Regions from separate parts of the Homo sapiens genome. Here region 1 is linked to region 2. A link is an interaction called in ENCODE POLR2A ChIA-PET data of the cell type or tissue named here. Cell type or tissue: OCI-LY7. All regions are shown on one strand. Each heading gives the region's core, and the rest is flanking DNA. Links, peaks and the distances in the headings are about the cores only. Region 1 holds the start of LOC107985853 (a long non-coding RNA gene). Region 2 has its middle 73 kb from the start of MIR3681HG.

Region 1 (4,391 bases), core at 163-4,162, 550 kb after region 2:
TCCAAATGTTCTGGCAATGTTGCTTTTGGCTGTCCCTGGCTGGTGTCTGTCTTTACCTTGAACTGCCCTAAGATTAGAATTTCTTGTAAACGGTGACTTAATTATTCGCCTGCATCCTTTTACAACGTCGGGCTGCTTCCCCCTGTGCTCAGGGAGTTGCCTCTCTGGCTGCTGCTTAGAGTGGACTGGAATTGACTTGTCTGACTGCTCTTTTTGAGGGCATTATCTCCAGTCCCTGAAGGTAAGTGTGGAGGTGCACATACATTTTAGGCCACTCCACTCAGGCATACCCACCTGTTTTTGGTGGCCTTGTGCAGGCACTCATGTAGACTTGGCGTGGGCTTTTTAGGCAAGAAAAGTGGCCAGAATGAAGCACATCCGAGAATGAAAAAGAGAAGGTCACCACGAAAAGCTTCAGCAGCAAACCAGTGAACTAGCTGCAGATGAAAGGGAATTCCAGTCTGACTCATCATGGGATCAAGGTAGATTCTTCACTAAGTAAAGCTTGTGGTGAATTTCTGTGCTTAAGAAAGTGTTTTGCAATTGGAGAATTCCTATGCATCCTCAAAGCAAATATCACCTCCTTCCCAAAGCCTTACCTGAACCCCTAGACAGAGGGGGATGTTGCTTCCTCTGTCCTGCATGAACACTAGGACATAGCCCTACGTCTATCTAGCCCTCCTCCCCTGGGAGCTTATTCAGATGTCTGTCTTCCATTAGGCAGTGGTCGTATGCCTTACCAAACACCTTTATTTCTTTTCTTTCTCTCTTTCTTTCCTTTTTTTGTTTTTTTGTTTTGGAGTCTTGCTCTGTTGCTCAGGCTGGAGTGCAGTGGCATGGTCTCAGTTCACCGCAACCTCCACCTCCCAGGTTCAAGCAATTCTCCTGCTTCAGCCTCCTGAGCAACTGAGATTACAGGCACCTGCCACCACGCCCGGCTAATTTTTTGTATTTGTAGTAGAGATGGGCTTTTGCCATGTTGGCCAGACTGGTCTTGAACTCCTGACCTCAGGTGATCCACTCACCTCGGCCTCCCAAAGTGCTGGGGTTGAGCGAGAGAGGAAGAGAGGAAGGGAGGAAGGGAGGATGGAAGGAAGGAAGTCCTGTTTCTGAAGTGAGAAAGACATGAGTTCTGTTTCCATGTCCACAACTCACTTTATGCAAAGCCTTAAACAAACTTGAACTTCTCTGAGGTTTAGCTTCCCCTCCTCTAAAAGGGGAACATGCTGGTTGTCTTGCAGGGTTGATTTAGGGATCAAACAAAGTCAATAGGTGAAAATAAAAAGAAATGGGGTGGAAGTAATTACGAATCAGCTCCTAATTAAGAAATAAACAATGTGTTTCTCTTTCCTCTCCCTAAATTCAGTTGTTTCCCAGGCATTCGCCCCATGTGTGGACTGCAGGGATAATGTGTCTCTGGACAGAAGTCTCTCTCGTTTGACTGCTGTGGATTCCCGCAGACTCTAGAACACCAGTCTCCCTCCTCTCCTGGCCATCCTGCAGGGAGCCACCCTTGTAGTCTTTCTAGAACCCACATGTCATGCTCATGCTGAATAACACCCATGAGTTCTCCAGTGTCATCAAGATGAAATCCAAGCTCCAGTGCATGGCCCTCTGCCCTCCGGACCGGGCCTGACTCTCCTCCTTTCTCTCCCCACATCAATCCAGGGCTCCCTGGAATCACCATGCTGCTTTTGTCTTTCTGCCTCAGCCTGGGCTGCAGCTTTAGCCAGGACACGTTCTCTGCCTTTTTCTTATTCATTTACCAGGAAAACTTCTAGTTTCCTTGAAGACTCACTTCAAGGCTCTCTTTCTCCTGGAAACTTGGTTTCCTCCCAGACAGAATTCACTGCTCTTCGTCTGAGATCCTGTAACACCTTACACATATCACCATCTTGGCTCCAACCTCCTGGCTTTGTAATTATTCCTGATTTGTCTCTCCCAGTAGCCCACTATCCTCAAGGAGAAGGCCGAGGCTTATTCTTGGTTGAGTTCCCAGTTACATGTTAACGTGTGAATGAGTGAATGAATGCACCTTGAATGCCTCCATCCTTTCCAAAGACATTGGAAATGTCTCTCCTCTGAGAGAATTCTTGCCTCACGTGTGAATCAGAGCCTGACAAATCATTTATTTCTTCGGCCTGGCATCCTACCTACCGAATGGCATGGGCTTGCTCTTGCAGCCCCAAGCAGAAGCTCTTTTGTCCACACTTCCTTTCTTGTTGTTTTAGCTTCCTTTCCCTTCACTGCTAGACTGTGAGCTTTTTAAGGGCGGGGCCACATCCTGCTCATTTACACCCTTGCGTCCCAGCATCTAGCCTGGTGACAGAGCAGAACGTGGCTCTCCTTCAGACCAAGCTTACTCTCGTCTTTAAATTGTTGCAGAAGGACAAGGGAGCAGACTAAAAGGAGCCAGAGATGAAATGGTACGCTTGCCTCTTCCATCATCAGATGTTGTGAACTGACAACGTAAATATTCAGGCACCTCCAGCATCTCTTGCCCAGCTGCTCTCTGCCTAGTGCAGGTGACCCAGTCCAACTCCTCTCAATTTGCCTGCCTTTCCGCTCTCTCTTTCATCTTCTTCTTCCTTTTCTAAAAGCAGGCACTGCAATAAATTAAACTTTCATGGTTCCATTCCCTCTTTTCCCATTGAGGAACCCTAACATATTTCCTTAAGGAAATACTTTGGAAATTGTAATTGAAACACAATAATTCATAACGGAAGCGGGAGGAGGAGAGTAATAGATTTAGCTCTTGTTTCTGGTGGCAGACATGTTAATTACATTTTCTATTTCCTCTCATTACCAGGGAGCATGTCTCCAACAGGCCAGCCTGCTACTCTCCCTCCTCTCCAGCCAGCCCCACCCTGCTTCACACCCTCAGTGGGCCTGGAGGCAAGTGGAATGCACAACTGACCATGTCACTGTTTTGTTCTGAGCTCCTTGGAAGAGTTACAACCCAGCAACTCAGGTCCAGTTTCCTTAGTGGGAATCAGAGAGCCCCAAACTCTACTCTCCTACCTTAAGGGACAGCCAGACTGAGATCTCTGAATTCACATAGCCTCTTCTTGCTTCTGGGAGTCTCCATATGCCACCGAGGCCCCCGTTTCCCCTGGAGTGAGTCAGGAGGACCACTACTGCCTACCTGCTTGTGCATCTGCCAGTAACACCTGCTCCCCTATCTGTCCTGTCTCACTGCCCTTTCTAGTAACATTGCCTCGGCCGGAGAAGGCAGAATGTGTGGCTCCTGACTCCTCTGCATTCCTGTTGTCCCTTTCACACTCATGATGCCATAGTATGATTGTCTTTTACTCTCCATCTCTTTATCCCCTGCCTCAACCCCTCCCAGTGACACACAAAAAAGTATGAGAAACTGGAAGCATTGGGAGGGCAGGGCATTTATCAGGAAATTTATCAATTTCTGAACTATGTAGTACAGTGCCTGGTTCAGAACAAATTCTCAACAAAATATTTGAATAATGTACGTCTAGGCAGACTTCTTGGATCGAGACTCTCTGACTAGTGGGTGGGGAGTGGAGTCCTCAGGGTCCTTTTCTGCTGACATAAATCTTCTCTGCGTAGTAAATCCTAGAGCAAGTGTACTTTCTGCAGCTTAGCTGCACAGTCATGTCAGTGCCTGAGCCAAAAGAAACGATGGAAAAATGTGTGCCCCATACATACTTATGAAAATATTCTACCATATTTTGATCCATATAGAAAAAGCTAAAAAAGATTTGAAATTTTATGAAAATGACTTTACAAAAGCCCTGTATTGTCCAGTCTGTTCTTGCGCCGTGCTTAACCCTCCTCCTAAGCTCACCCAGGAGGGACTGTGAGGACCACGAAGCCTTGGAACCATGGACTGACGAGAAATGATTGTTCCCACTGCACAATGAGGCAGGGCTACAAAGTATGACAACAGCCTGGTTTTAAAAAACACAAAATTCAATATTATATTTATCTTGGAGTTTTGAATTAATTTTGATTTTTTGTTTGTTTGTTTTTGAGATGGAGTCTCGCTCTGTTGCCCACACCGGAGTGCAATGGCACGATCTTGGCTCACTGCAACCTCCACCTCCTGGGTTCAAGCAATTCTCCTGCCTCAGTCTCCAGAGTAGCTGGGATTACAGGCACCTGCCACCATGCCCGGCTAATTTTTTTTTTTTTTTTTAGTAGAGATAGGTCTTGCCATGTTGGCCAGGCCAGTCTCAAACTCCTGACCTTTAGTGATCCAAACTGCTGGGATTACAAGTGTGAGCCACTGCGCCTGGCCATAACGTTGACTTTTTTTTTTAATATGCCACATTCAAATATTTATCTTGATTTCTGAGTTTTTGGCATACTTAAAATTCACACCCAAGACAAATGTTTTACTTACCTCACTCTAATGC
Region 2 (4,391 bases), core at 259-4,258:
ATCCACCTGCCTCAGCCTCCCAAAGTGCTGGGATTACACACACTGCCTGTATTTTAAATCTGGCTCTTCACAGATGACTTGGGCAAATAACTTAACCTCTTTCGGTCTCTTTCCTTAGCTGTAACGTGAAGATAATAATGGTTCCTGCCTTCATCGGTTGTTATGGGGAATTAGAAGAGATTAATACTTGTAAAGTGCTTGAGAGTGCTATAAAAGTCTTAACTTATTATTTCTTCATCTGTAATATAAAATGAGAATAACGCTTCCAGCCTTGGTCATTTGATAGATGTAAGTGACGGAATAAAAAGTCGGAAACACCTCTGAAGTCTATAGAGCACTCTACACACATGAGTCACTGTTTTATCATCCTCAGAGGCTTCCTAGAGCCACTTCTGTCGTCACCTGCTTCTCCAGTCACAACGGTAACTCCCTGTTTTGTGTCCCTCTGAATTTCTATTACAGCATCTGCAAATCTTATTGGCCTTTATGTTTACATGTCTGAGTTGGTGTTGTGGGACTTTTCCTTAGTTCAGCTAAAGACGGGGTCCTTGTCACATGGCCATGAAAGATTAGGCTCGCAGACAATTCAAAGGGTGAGTAAGGCAGGGTTTTATTGGATGAAAAGGAAGAAAAGGGGTTTTAGCAAAGCGAGAGAGTGTACTTCCTGCCTGTGTGCTTCCCGCCTTGCAGATTTAATCACATGTACCACCCAGGAAGAGGAGGAGCCAGGATCCTCCCTGCTGCAAATGGTGCAAACTTCTGTGGCTCCATCCCAGTGCACAGGCCGGGTGGAGTTTCCTTGGAGACCCCTTCTCACCTGGCTGTCTCCCTGGGGAAACACTCCTTGTGCTGAAAGAATGCATCTAATTTGGCCCTGTATTCCCAGTGCCTAGCCAGGACTGTGCAATAAATATTTGTGGAATGAGTGCAGAACTTCAGAGGAACCCAAGGTAGACCAGGAAGCCCTTGCCCACAGCTCTGGACCTTTCTGACTTATTGCTGCTTCTCTCTCTTCTAGTAAGCAAAGAAAAGCCTGACTACATTTCTAGCACCTTCATCTGGATATGTAATATTAACACAATAATAAATTTGAAAATACCTAGTCAGTGTTGGCATATAGTAGGTGCTCAGTTTAAAAAACGATGGGCCCAGGGAAGCCTTAAGCATACAAATCTCCTCATTAATTCACCCTGAGTTGTAACAGCCTTATTACTATTGCTGAGAAAATAACAATCTCTTTTAATTATGCTATCCTAGTATATATGCCGATTATAAGCTGTTGTCTGTTGTTCCAGTATTTTTGCACATATGTATATACTTATTTGCAAAAAGGGATCACGTGATATGTATTTGTCCTCATCCATTTGGTTGCTATCACAAAACACCACAAACTGAGCAACAGAAATTTTCTTGCAATTCTGGAGGCTAGGAAGTCCAAGATTCTGTGCCTGCTGAAGGCCTGCTTTCTGGCTCATAGACAGCAATCTTTTCCTGTGTCCTTATATGGTGAAAGGGACAAAGGGTCTCTCTCAGGCCTCTTCTTACGAAGGCATTAATTCCATTCATGAGGGTTCTATAGTCATGACCTAATCACTTCCCCAAGACCCCACCTCCTAATACTATCCCCTGGGGATAGATTTCAACATAAGGAACATTCAGATCATAGAAGTACGAGGAGTATTTTTCCAAGTCATTTTTTTTTCCTAGGGTGATTTTTCACTGGTTAATGTTATTTCATCAAGTATGTGTACAATAAATTATTTAAACAACATCCTGTTGTTGGACAAAGTGCCCAGATGGCATTTCAGTCTATTTGAAGGAGAGAGATTCAGCAAACAGCCACATATATAAATGGAAAATTTCAGCAGTGGTGAGTGCTATGAGGGAGAGGCACATGGTGTCATCAGAGGGTATGGCAGGGAGATTTTATTTGCTTAGAAAGTCACAAATGAGCAGTGAACTGAGGGCAAGATGGGAATTAAACAGATCCAAAGAATGTCCAGGATTGTGCACGGGGACATGAAGAGAGTCCTGGAGAAACCTCCAGGAGTGTCGATAGCTCAAGGTTGTGTTAAAAGAGGAGTCCACAGTAGAGAGAGAGAAAGATGGATGGACAAAGGAGAGACTCGGGAGAAAGATAACTCAAATGCTAAAGAAAAAGGGCATGGTGCAGTGTGAAATGTTTCAGGGAAATCAAGCAGATCGGTGCAATGAAAAATGCCCATTGGTGTAGGCAATCACGTGACCTCAAAGAAAGCTGTGTCTTTGAGAGTCTGGCTCAGATCCACATTGATTGGAAGGGAACTGAGAGGTTCCCTTCCAATCACTTCCTCTCACTTGAGGAAGTGAGAATGTTCATGGTGGACTACATTTCTAGAAACATAGCTATGCAAGCAAGCAGGGAGGAGGTAATAGCTACAGCAGAACCTGTGGGTCAAGGCATAGTTCCATCTTCTCTGGGAGCCTCTTTTGTCTCATGCCTGCTAGGAAATCAAGACTTCCTGTGCCCACGGACTAATCAGAGTGTAGCATTTGTTTGCTTGTCTGTCTGTTTTCCTTCAGTAAGAGATCTCAGGTAAGAATTGAGTGCTCTCACCTTCTAGTATAGTGCCTTTTTTTTTTTTTTTGAGACAGAATCTCACAGTCTCAAAAGGTGCTGAAGTGCATTGGTGTGATCTCAGCTCACTGCAACCTCTGCCTCATGGGTTCAAGCAATTCTCCTACCTTGGCCTCCCAAGTAGCTGGGGCTACAGGCATGCACCACCACACACGGCTATTTTTTGTATTTTTAGTAGAGATGGGGTTTCACCAGGTTGGCCAGGCTGGTCTCCAACTCCTGGCCTCAAGTGATCTGTCCTTATCAGTCTCCCAAAGTGCTGGGTTTATAGGTGTGACCCATTGCACCTGGCCCTAGTATAGGGTCTTTTAATAAGTACTGAATATTTGTGGAGTATCTTTTTCAATCCAATCTGGGGCTAACTTGGGCATTAAATGACCAGCAAAGAAGAGAATGACTATTCAGAAGAGAGCAGCATCAACACAATATTATGGTTTAGGATAAAGGGGCTGACTTTGGAGTAGAGGCATGGGTCTCTTTCCTCTGAATTGGGAGGAAAGATGGTGCGGTTGGGGACAAATACAGATTAAAGACTGGGGACAGGAAGTTGAGGGAGTTAATTTCTTGCAGTCTCAATTTTCTCAGTGAAATATTTGAAAAGATTCTATCTGATGAGATAGGGTAGCAGCAGTGTGGTAGGGGCTGGAAGAGGATAGAGAAGAGTATTGCTTTGCAATGCTTAATAAGAACAATGACACTGGAGGGCATGGGGCACCCACAGCAGGATCTCTGAGCCACCATGAGGGCTCGACTAAGATTGGAGACCTCAGTCCTAAATGACATTAGGATGAATGTTTGCATTATTAAACAAGAATCACACATCAGAGGCGCTGTGTCTGATTGGGATGCATACTCTGGGGTGTCTGGGAGGCCTGAGTTGATCTCTCCCACCACATTTGAGTAGCTGGTTACGAAGTCACCAGCTTCTCCCTCAACTTGTCCTAATAAACCCACTGCAGGGCCTGGGCAAAACTAGAAGTGTATTGGGACAGATGCATAGAAAGGTTAGCTTTGATTCCTGCCCTCAGGAAACACATGATGCAGGCATGTTTGCATAGAATTACTTTTCTGTGAGATTAGTGTTGGGACAGGAGCAATTGCAATCTACCTATCCAGTACAGAAGATAAAACCAGTGATTGTTTATTTGTTATTTGCAGTAGTTTTTACTGGGTTAAGTTCCCTGTCTACTAAAACTGTATGCAGTCCAGTCCATGAAGTGGGATTAGTTATTCTGATTAATTCAAATTAGATGACCATCTTTAGAAGGCCCTGTTTTAAAATACAGATTTATTTTTATTTAGGTATAGCAAGGCCAACACACCAGGAGATGACTTTTCTTGGAAAGGCAATTTGTTATACTCACCTACCCAAGAGGAGGGGTCACTTCATGCCATGAGGGCCCCAGTGGGGAAACACTGGGATCAATCAGGAGTCAGAGGGTGAGGGGAAATTGTGGGCGAGAGCCTTGATTATGGTTTCTGTGGGAAGATACTGATGGAAAAATCCACCAGTAAGCTTGGGATTAGTTTGAATAATAGCAGCAGGCTTTGGGGCATAGGGGCTGTCACCCAATTTTTGGTTCCTGGCTCTGGGATGTTAGGGCAGGTGGCAAGTGGCCCAGGATATAAGAACCCGAGCAAGGAGGTTGTTGGGTCTGGGCTCTGGATTGGTTTGTTTGCATTTATGTGATCCCAGGTGAGTTGTTGACCGTCTCTAGAAATTGATCCTGGAGGGGCAGTTCCTCCAGGGTCAGCAAGGCCCCAAGATCAAAGT

The links. Peaks named below come from ENCODE experiments on the same cell type or tissue, not always from the same donor. Only the 100,000 strongest peaks of a DNase experiment are listed, where the experiment ranks them.
Region 1: POLR2A ChIA-PET joins it to region 2 with 5 read pairs; 2 of 35 experiments call an interaction of 5 or more read pairs at or near these places.

What each region holds. Positions count from the first base shown.
Region 1 is chr2:12,486,271-12,490,661 of GRCh38, forward strand. The region is part of intron 4 of MIR3681HG (MIR3681 host gene); the gene reads left to right. LOC107985853 (a long non-coding RNA gene) reads left to right here and starts at 13. Exons shown (of 3, transcript XR_001739290.3): 1 at 13-241; 2 at 350-482; 3 at 1,367-4,391. In OCI-LY7, for the core only: no CTCF peak of the experiment used is centred there; a DNase peak (open chromatin) is centred at 2,281.
Region 2 is chr2:11,931,746-11,936,136 of GRCh38, forward strand. No RefSeq gene overlaps it. Among named protein-coding and RNA genes, the nearest start is that of MIR3681HG, 73 kb to the right of the region's middle. In OCI-LY7, for the core only: no CTCF peak of the experiment used is centred there; DNase peaks (open chromatin) are centred at 696 and 2,316.